Linked DNA regions of Homo sapiens: region 1 is linked to region 2. Evidence: read pairs that join two places in POLR2A ChIA-PET (ENCODE). Cell type or tissue: PC-3. All regions are shown on one strand. Each heading gives the region's core, and the rest is flanking DNA. Links, peaks and the distances in the headings are about the cores only. Region 1 overlaps LOC124909436 (a long non-coding RNA gene). Region 2 overlaps CPNE4 (copine 4).

Region 1 (5,383 bases), core at 123-5,122, 1.0 Mb before region 2:
GTGCTCAGTAGTCATGTGTGGCTAGTGGCTACTGTATTGGGCCACTCAGCTGTAGCCCCTTGGTCCTCACAGTTTCAGAGGTCACCCTCTCACCAAACTCACACTCAGTGGGGAGAAAAAGACTTGGGACATTATTAGAAATAGAGATGGATGCTGAGCAGCCCCAAACAATTGTCCACTATGATAATTAAGGGAGCATAGTGTGAACCCCAAATACCTGAGACAAGTCTCAGTCAATTTAGAAAGTTTTGTTTTGTTTTGTCTTTTGCCAAGGTTAAGGACATGCCTGTGACACAGCCTCGGGAGGTCCTGACGACATGTGCCCAAGGTGGTTGGGGCACAGTTTGGTTTTATACATTTTAGGGGGACATGAGATATCAATCAATATATGTAAGATGTACATTGGTTCAGTCCGGAAAGGTGGGACAACTTGAAGCGGGGAGGGGGCTTCCAGGTTATAAATAGATAAGAAACAAATGGTTGCGTTCTTTTGAGTTTCTGGTTAGCCTTTCCAAAGTAAGCAATCAGATATGCACTTATCTCAATGAGCAGAGGGAAGACTTTGAATTCTGTCTGTCCTTTGTCCACAAGGAATTTTCCTGTGGACAAATTGTGAGGGAGGTACATAGCTTTTTTGTCTTAGTAGCTATCTTTTTAAGGAATAGAATGGGAAGCAGGTTTGCACTAAGCAAAAGTCTCAGCTTGACTTTCCCTTTTGGCTTAGTGATTTGGGGGTCCCAAAATTTATTTTCCATTCACAATAGTGATTTTATATATCTTGTTTGGTGAAGGAAAAAGTTGACTGTAGTCCATCTCCTGTATTTAAGGAAAGAAAAAACCTAGCATGAAAAGGAATTGCTAAGTGTTTCTAGTTTACCAACAATCCTGTGATATTGTAATCCCAGCTACTCGGGAGGCTGAGGCAGGAGAATCGTTTGAACCCAGGAGGCGGAGGTTGCAGTGAGCCAAGATCGTGCCACTGCACTCCAGCCCGGCAACAGAGTGAGACTCCATCTAAAAATAAATAAATAAATAAAAATGAAGATAATCTGAGGGAAAATTGTTATTTGTGCAGGCTGGTTAGGTTTTCTGACTGCCAAAAAAGGTTGGCTCCAATATATAGCAATACATAGGAATTGAAGTGTATGTGAACTCAAATCTCTTAAGATTACACAGTTGATTTATGAGCCAAAGACTCTTCCCAGCTCAGTGGGATTCAGAATGATCTTGTTGTGAGAAATGGAGAAAACATTTTTTATAAAATTCAAAACTGGACTGGGCACAATGGCTCACAGCTGTAATCCCAGCACTTCAGGAGGCTGACACAGGCAGATCGCTTGAGCCCAAGAGTTCAAGACCAGCCTGTGCAACATGGTGAAACCCCGTAGCTGTTAAAAACACAAAAAATTAGCCAGTTGTGGTGACACATGCCTGTAGTCCCACCTACTCAGGAGGCTGTGGTGGGAGGATCACCTGAGCCTTGGAAGTCGAGGCTGCAGTGAGCCACATGTGATCACATCACTGCACTCCAGCCTGGGCAAAAAGAGTGAGATCCTGTCTCCAAAAAAAAGAAAAAATTCAAAATGGTAATCATTATTCTTTCCCAAGCTACCCTCTGGAAAATTGTTCAGAATACGCTTTTTGGCTTTGGGGGAAATGGTCCTGAAAGGGCTTACTTGCTGCATTTCATTCAGTTTAGACCATCATAATCCCCATCTCTGTCCACAAAATGCCAAACAAACTTTCTATTATTAAGGAACTCAGCCATGATGTAAGGATGGAGGGATAGCCCGCTCATCAGATGTGGATGGCCCCTGTGTGGAAGAGTAACCTCCCCTTCTTGAGAGGAGCAAATGAGCTCCTTTCACAGCCTGCTCTCACATGTGGTCATGGCTGCTGGTTCTCAGGCTGATCAACACAGATCTGTTGACCTTGGCAGTTTACCTCCTCCACTGGTTGAAGTCAGATTCTAAATTCTAAATCCAGTAGAAACCTTTCTGCAAGAGGTCTTCTTCCAGCCCTCTAAGACAGCTGGACTAATTTAATCTTAAAGGAATAAATAATTTAGTGGGCAAATCCATAATATGTTGTGATCTTCACATGCTAAGGGAATTTTCTTTATTCTATTTTTAACTTTCCTTTTGCTGGCAAAGTTTGAGACAAACAACATCTAGAAGATAAGAAATGAGGAAGAAACAGCCACTCACAGTGTAATATTTTCCCAGATGTGGAGCACGTAGGCTGAGGGGCTTAAAATACTTCCTTCCTGTTCAGTGGTGTCTTTGCTCTCCAAACACTTCAGAGTGTATCAAATCAATAGGATTTCTTATTTATATCTAGTCGAAGCAACACAACACTAGATCAATTTGACTTGAAAGAACACCAGATTAATTTCAGAGGAGACAGAGAACACATGCAATTCTGAACAATTCAAGGAGTCCTTACAGATGCCTGTGGAGGATGCACAGGTGACAAGGTCCCTAGTGTCCTTGTCCTAAGGAGCAGATAGTTCATTCAACTGACAACTTACTTAATCTAATAACCCCACCCTTTCCTACTAGATAGGGCAGGATTTTTGTCAACCACAAAACCTTGAGAAAATAAGCTGGTTTTTACATAGAAAACAAAAGAGAAACACTGGCAAATTCTGTTTTATTTAAGAGCCATTGCCACTGAGGACAGTGTGCATGATGAGTCTGAAGCAACTTCAACAAAAGAGCCTAGAAGCAAGAAGTAGGAAAATACAATAGGTGGCATTTCTCTTTATTTGGGAACTCCAGTCCCACAGCCCCAAATGGCTGAGAAGCTGGCCTTCTGGAAATATTTTGAGGTCAGGGAAGACTGGCCTGAAACTGAAATTACTCATCATAATTTTGGAAACTAGCCCACACAGTACAGACTCAGACACAACCTGTGGCTTTCTTAATGTCAATTGGTAAAGGTTACTGTTTCCTGTTATGGAGAGATGATGCCAGACAAAGAAGGGGCCAGATCACAAAGGGCCTCACAATCCAAGATGAGGCATTGGACTTGGTCCTAAGAGCAGTGGAATCACTGATGGGCAGTAGAAATACTACTCCATGAAGAAGGGGTTGGATTCAGCCTATATCAGAAGCAGGAAGACCAGTCAGGATCCTGTTGCATTGACCCATGGAAGACATGTTAGAGGCCCACATGACAGTAGGTGTACCAGACATAGATTGTTAGAGATATTGAAGATGTAGAAGTAATAGAATACAGTAAATTAGAAGTAGTGTGGTAAGAGAGATGTGAGAGTCAAGTACAATGCTCATAGCACTGGCATGGCAATAGTGCATAATTTTTCTCGGCCCCTTCATTGAACTTGTGACAAGGGTGAACGTTTACTCCACTCACCATGCTCAACCCCTTGCAGGAAGGATCATGTGAGTGAGCAAGTGCAGGATCTGACTGGCCACTCCGGGCGCTGACCTAGGAACAAGCTCTAGGTGGGGCCTACAGCCAGACCAGGTGCAAGTGAGTGAGTGCAGGACCCAGCTGGTCACTCCAGACACCAGCGGGAGAAAGCTCCGTGCAGCGGTGCCCAGGTTGTAGGGGGCTGCCTGCGACCTTGAGGCCCCAGAGTGGGTATAACAATGCTCCTTTAGTTCTGCTGTCCATGGACGGCTGTGTATTAACAGCTCAGTTGGCCCCTTGCCTCCTTGCATGGGGTGGCTGCCCTCCACCGGCAAGGGCAAAGTTGACTCTAGTCCATCTCATGTATTAAACAAAAAAAATAAAATTCAAACCTAGCATGAAAAGGAATTGCTAAGAGCTTCTAGTTTACCAAAGATCCTGTAATACAGATATTGCTAAAGATCATTTGAAGGAAAATTGGTATTTGTGCAAGGTGTTTAGGTTTTCTGACTGCCAAAAAAGGTTGTCTCCAATGCATAGCAATACATAGGAATTGAAGTGTGTGTGAATTCAAATCTCTTGAGATTACATAGTTGATTTATGAGCCAAAGACTCTTCCCAATTCAGTGGGATTCAGAATGAACTTGTCATGGGAAATGGAGAAAACATTTTTTATAAAATTCAAAACCGGGCTGGGTGCAGTGGCTCACACCTGTAATCCCAGCACTTTAGGAGGCTGAGGCAGGCAGATTGCTTGAGCCCAGGAGTTCAAGACCAGCCTGGACAACATGGTGAAACCCTATATCTACTAAAAATATAAAAAATTAGCCAGTTGTGGTGGCACATGCCTGTAGTCCCAGCTACTCAGGAGGCTGCAGTGGGAGGATCACCTGAGCCTGGGAAGTCAAGGCTGCAGTGAGCTGTGATCACGTCACTGCACTCCAGCCTAGGTGACAGGAGTGAGATCCTGTCTCAAAAAAAAAAAAAAAATCAAACTGGTAATCATTATTCTTTCCCAAGCTACCCTCTGGAAAATTGTTCATAATAAGGTTTTTGGCTTCAGGGGAAATGGTCCCGGAAGGGCTTACTTGCTGCATTTCATTCAGTTTAGACCATTGTAACTCCCATCTCTGTCCACAAAAAGGCCAAACGAACTTTCTGCTGTTAAGGAACTCAGCCATGACGTAAGGCTGGAGGGATGGCCTGCTCATCAGATGTGGATGGTCCCTGTGCGGAAAAGTAAGCTCCCCTTCCCCCAGAGGAGCAAATGAGCTCCTTTCACAGCCTGCTTACACATGTGGTCATGGCTGCTGGTTCTCAGGCTGATCAACATAAACCTGTTGACCTTGGCAGTCTACTTCCTCCATTGGTGTGACAGACTTTTTGTGGGTCCCTGCAGTTTGGTGGGTCCCAAGCTCTTGTCCAGTGTCCAAGAAGAATGAAGTTGCATGAACACTTGAAGGATGGTGAAGGCAGACAATTTTATTAAGAGAGATGGAAATGGCTCTCAGCAGAGAGGGGGAGCTGAAGAGGGGATGGGATGGGCAGGTAGTCTTCCCCTGAAATCCAGCATCTCTTCCCCAAAGTCTGGCCAGCTCTTCTCTGAAGTCAGGCTGTCTCTCTGATGTCAAGCTGCCTCACTGAAGTGAAGCCACCTCACTAAAATCAAGCCACCTCTCTCTCCTCTACCAACTGAGTCTGGGGTCTTTATAGGCACAGGATGGAGGTGAGGCAGGCCATAGGTAGTTTTGGAAAGGCAACATTCAATTGGTTAAAAAAAAATTGTTTCTGAATTTTTTTTTAACCAATTTAATGTTGCCTTTTTTTCTATTATATTTACCACACATTGTTTGCATTGCATGTACAAAAGCTGCTAATTTTTGTTTCGGTTTTACTGATTTTTAATTTCTCCTTAATTTTTTTTATAGTTTAGTTTTTATTTTTAATCAAAGATATATATTTCAGAGTTCAACCATCAAATTACTGTCCAAAGCTAGTTATGAAAATC
Region 2 (5,383 bases), core at 317-5,316:
AGGGCAGATCATTGAACATCTCTAAGCCTCTGTTTCTTCACCTATAAAATGGGTATAACATCTATTTCATTATGCTATGAGGAGCGAATGAAATCTTATATATAAAGTAGGATATTAGGGAAAATTTTGTGGAAATCGTTGCTTTTGACTTTAGCTTTTAAAGAGGAGAATGATTTCAGTGGGGAAGGAGACAGCAACACTAGCAATGTGGTATTCCTTTTTATCTTAAGAACATAAACATGATGTTGATAAGGACTATTTGGGATATTTAATGCTTTACTTTTGTGTGTGTTTGGCTATAAATATATTTGGAGTGACTCTGGAGCTGTTGATCTTTGCCAATTTCACCTCAGGAATTCAAGGAGTTGTGGAAGCCTATCAGAGCTGTCTTCCTAAGCTCCAACTCTACGGTCCCACCAACATTGCCCCCATCATCCAGAAGGTTGCCAAGTCAGCGTCAGAGGAAACTAACACCAAGGAGGCATCGGTAAGGAGGGGGCTATTTGCCTCCTAAGGGGAGCTTACTCTTCCTCACCTGGATATTGGCCGTAAGACCCATCTCACTCTAACAATAAATTCCAACACTTCTCCCTGTGTGAATTTGGACAAATGACTTAACCTCCTCCTATCCTCAGTCTTGACATCTGAAACATGGGGATAATCAAACCCATCTTTGCTGGGTTGTGAGGCTAAGAGATGACACATGTCAAATGTCTACCACATTGTCTGAACACAGGAGAAACTCAACAATGGAAGCTACTATATTCACTAAAGTATGTCATATCCACCTCCTGTCCTTGAAAAGAAAAAAGAAAGGTTTAAAAATAAGCTTGCTTTTTAAGGTACCCATACTACAGATGGAAGCAAAGCACCATGGAAGTAAAACAATGGATGATTCTGCCTCCTGGTGGTAAAGCGCAGCAGCACAAAACATCACAGCAAAAATTGGTTTCATATTCTATTGCTTTTCTTAAGAAAAATGCAAACCAAGACCAGAGTTTGAGTTTTGCCCCTAATATTTTAGAAGTAAATATATTACCACAATAACTTCTGTATTTATTTTAATAACATTAATACATGTCTTTTTAGCTTTATGATTTTTTCCAGATTTAGTGGAATATTACCAATGTCTGAAGTTTGCTCTGTAATTTTATCCTGGGTACTGAGTTTTTATTTAAAAAAATACTACTCCCTTATCTTCTTACATCAATTCATCTAACCTTCTTGCACTGTCTTCATGTTCTCAGCCTTCCTTCATGTTAGAATGGATGGAGGACCATGCTCCTACCTCATGTCAACATCTTCTTTTGTGTACTTGAGCACATCTCTGAATTATCCAGGAACTTTGACTCTGCAGTTATATTCTCGCTCTTTCTCCTATCATCTATTGTTTTCTTTTCTACTTCCCTTTGTACTGAAGACTCATTCCCATTAACAAGTACTCATTCAATAATATCTCCTGCTTTAAGTTAATATCTCCCCCTTGACTCTGCTTTGCCCTTTAGCTACTGTCCTTAACTTTTTCCCACTTATAATCTGCACTCCATGCAGAAACCAGATTGATCTTTTAAAAATATAATTAGTATTGCAGCATTCCTTTGTTCTAAATTCTCTAATACTTCTCATCATACTTGGAGTAAAATCTAAATTCCCTGATATGGCTTAGAAGACATTATAGGATCTAATCTCTGCCTACCTCTCTGATCTTAATTCTTATCATTTTCTCTTTCGCTCCCTATATTTCAGCCACACTGACCTTCTTGCTGTTCCACAAACACACCAAATATATTCCCACCTTGAGGCCTTTTCACTTACTGTTCCCCTGCCAGGGTTTCTCTCACCCAAACCTCCATATGATCCATTCTCTGACTGTGTTAACATCTCTTCTCAACTCTCAACCCCTCTGAAAGTTCCCCCTGGCTACCTTATCTAAAATAGCCAACCCACCCACCCGCACCATGTCTCAGCTTTACTTTTCTTCTTAGTACCCATCATCATCTGAAATATTTTAGGTGCATCTACTAACCTGTATATTTTATGTCTCTCTACTTTCATATGGAAGCTCTACAATAAGACTTGTTCACTAGTATATCCCTAGTACACAAAACAATGCCTGCACACAGTACATGCTTAATAAATACTACTTAAAGAACGCATATAAAGCCACTCTACTTTTCATATATATATATAATGAAAAGTACTTTACATTTTCTTTTGTAAAACTGGTGTGTATCTTAAATATTGCACATCTTGTACGCCAGAAAATACAGTGTTCCTGTTTTCATTATAATTTGAAGTCTCTCCTACTTAAAAAGATCCAAATTCCCAAGGTCCCTAGAGAGAACAACAGTCACTGCATGTCTTTGGTTCAGTCCACTGGCCCTTCCATACATCTCATTATCATCTTCAGCTACTCCGGGCTTGGGTCATTGAGTGACATGAGCAATTCCTACAAGGGAATAGGAAGTTTGAAGCAAAATTTTGTTTTAGACTCATAATTTTTCCATGTCCTTTTATTAACATAGTTGACCACAGTTTCAATCTGCTACACAACATCCATCAGGTGACCCATAGCTATCCATAAGAAACAAATGGGTCTGATCTGTGGGGCATGTTCTCTCATCTCCTCTGTTCATTACATCATGTTCTTGAAATCACTAACCGGTGGTTTGACTGTGAAAAGGACTGGAGACCCTGGGGAGCTAAGTGTGTGTTACTTCAAATAATTACTTTAGAATAGTGAATATATAAAACTGTGGATATATTAGCCTTTATGCTGGGCAGAGACACTCTGTAAGCTGAGATCTTGTCCAGCAGTAATGCTGAGGATTTAATCCAAGCCAAGTCTTTTCCAGGTGTGAAAGCTAAGAAAATCATGACTCCTCTCTGCTCATTTTTCCTCTTCTTTTCAGAAGCCATGAACACTATTAGGTTTTTTTTTTTTTTTTTTTTTTTTTTTTTTTTTTTTTTTTTTTTTTGCGACAGGGTCTTGGTCTATCACCCAAGCTGAAGTGTAGTGGCACAATCATGGCTCACTACAGCTTTGAACCTTTTGGGCTGAAGCATTCCTCTGGCCCCAGCCTCCCAAATAGCTGGGACCAAAGGCATGTGCCACCACGCCCAGCTAATTTTTATATTTTTTGTAGAGGTGGGGTCTTGCTATGTTGCCCAGGCTGGTCTCAAACTCCTGGGCTCAAACAATCCTCCTTCTTTAGCCTCCCAACGTTCTGGGGTTATAGGCATGAGCCAATGCATCTGGCTAACCACCAACACTTCTCAGGATTATAGACCAACATTTCCACCAGTGCGTGGGCCCTGCAAAGGCTTCCCCAAATGCATCTCTTTCTGACCACAGAGGTCTTGGAGCAAATTTGAACCTTCATAGATGCAAGATTTAGGAATAAGGTTTGGATGTGACCATTATTTTATTTTATTTTTTAACCTTTTTTCAGCACCAGAACCAATTCTTCAAATGATAACTTGCTTAGAAACTCAACATATAAAATAGACTTAAAAAATACACTATTCTTGCCAAATTTGGTCTAAGGAGTAGAGTCAGAAACTTGTCCATTCTCTTTAGCTCCCTTATCCTCAAGAGCATCCAAGGCATCCCTAAGGGCTCCCTGGGGCCCAGTTTAAAAATTGGATGATCTCATCCCCTCTGGGGTACCAGGACTCACATGGCTAAAAAGAGAACAGAACTAACAAAGGTCTGGATTTCAGGCTGATATAGAACAGCATGAGTTTTTGGCCATCACTCACTCCCTCAGGGATAGCTGGGTCTGCAATGAAAGGACAGGTCATTAAATGGGACTACAAGTAAGAAGCATCCAACCCACACATCTCCATATAAATTACCCCTATAGACCAAGAACATAAGCTTTTCCCCAGAGGTTTCTCCTGTTCTTTGAAAAGTCTGTGGTCCAGAGTCCCTTGTTATCTCTAAGGGTCATAAACTTGAACATCTTTGGCAAGCTGTGCCAGGGAGTCTGTTGCTATAGGATTTTCCCCTTGATTTTGTGGAACTCTTCCAGGTAAAAAATGCCCCTCTTTATCTAAACAGGACCTCAAGTATATTCAAAGACTATAATATTTCATCCATGAGCATTTTCCCAGTCTGACTTTAGAAGGAACTGTTATTGTTTGCTTTATTGGAAATTTCTATCAGGTTTCGATCCTGCAGTCTACAGCCTAGTGCCTTTAGCTAGATGAAACCTGGCAGGATCAGATTCCAGAATCCTGACAATCTCTTCAGACCAGGAGTTCTTAAACTTATTGTTCCACAAACCCCTTTAGCAGCTGATAAAGTTCATAGATCCCTTCTCAGAAGTGGTTTTTTGTGTTTTTTTGTGTGTGTGGTTTTTTGTGTTTTGTTTTGTTTGAGATGGAGTCTTGCTCTGTTGCCAGGCTGGAGTGCAGTGGCAGCTCACTGCAACCTCTGACTCCCTAGTTCAAATGATTCTCCTGCCTTAGCCTCCCGAGTAGCTGGGATTACAGGCACGTGCCACCACGCCCAGCCAATTTTTGTATTTTTAGTAGAGACAGGGTTTCACCATGTTGGCCAAGATGGTCTTGATCTCCTGACCTCATGATCCGCCCACCTAGGCCTTCCAAAGTGCTAGGATTACAGGCGTGAGCCACTGCACCCAGCCAGAAGTATTTTTAAATGTACAACATAAGACCCATATTATAAAGTAAACCAATTATATTGAAATGCAGTTAGCAAAATATTTTTTAAAAGGAAGATGGAGACATCATAAATACAGTAATAAAATGCTTCTGTATTTACATTTTAAATTATGAGAACCAGTAGTTTGTCTAATAATTCTGTAATTTCTAAGTTGTGTTAAACATAAATAATACATTGAAATATATGTAGGTACTGTAATATAACAGGAAAATATGTGTTTTTTTATTAATAACTAAGCCACAAGTAGAACTAATATTAATTTGATTTGTTGATTACACTTATAGTGAAAAAATGATAAATTTTACTTAGAGATTAGTGAAAATAAAAATGTAATTTACCCCAAGTTTACAGACTGCCTTAAATCTTGCAGTAGTCCATGGAGACAGGTTAAGAACCCCTAGTTTAGATCAGCAGTCAATAAACTATAACTAAACTAAACTGTTTTTCAATGGCTTGCAAGCTGAGAATGGTTTTTAGATTTTTTAATTGTTGAAAAAATCAAAAGTAGAATAATATTTGTATTTTGTGACATATGAAGATTTTGTGACATTAAAAATCAGTGTCCATAAATAAAATATTATTGGAACACAGCCTCTCATATTCATTTTAAATATTGTCTATGGCTGTTTTCACACTACAGTGGCAGTGTTAGGTAGTTGTGACAGAGACCATTATGGTCTACAAAGCCTAAAA

What was found. Peaks named below come from ENCODE experiments on the same cell type or tissue, not always from the same donor. Only the 100,000 strongest peaks of a DNase experiment are listed, where the experiment ranks them.
Region 1: POLR2A ChIA-PET joins it to region 2 with 6 read pairs; 2 of 35 experiments call an interaction of 5 or more read pairs at or near these places.

Annotation. Positions count from the first base shown.
Region 1 is chr3:132,547,603-132,552,985 of GRCh38, reverse strand. LOC124909436 (a long non-coding RNA gene) reads right to left here. Exons shown (of 2, transcript XR_007096094.1): 1 at 2,208-5,383; 2 at 1-1,014. Among named protein-coding and RNA genes, the nearest start is that of ACKR4, 47 kb to the left of the region's middle. In PC-3, for the core only: no CTCF peak of the experiment used is centred there; a DNase peak (open chromatin) is centred at 2,885; H3K27ac peaks cover 1,136 bases.
Region 2 is chr3:131,545,051-131,550,433 of GRCh38, reverse strand. CPNE4 (copine 4) reads left to right here. Exons shown (of 16, transcript NM_130808.3): 14 at 354-487. Among named protein-coding and RNA genes, the nearest start is that of MRPL3, 45 kb to the right of the region's middle. In PC-3, for the core only: a CTCF peak has its summit at 903 (motif pointing left); no DNase peak of the experiment used is centred there; H3K27ac peaks cover 31 bases.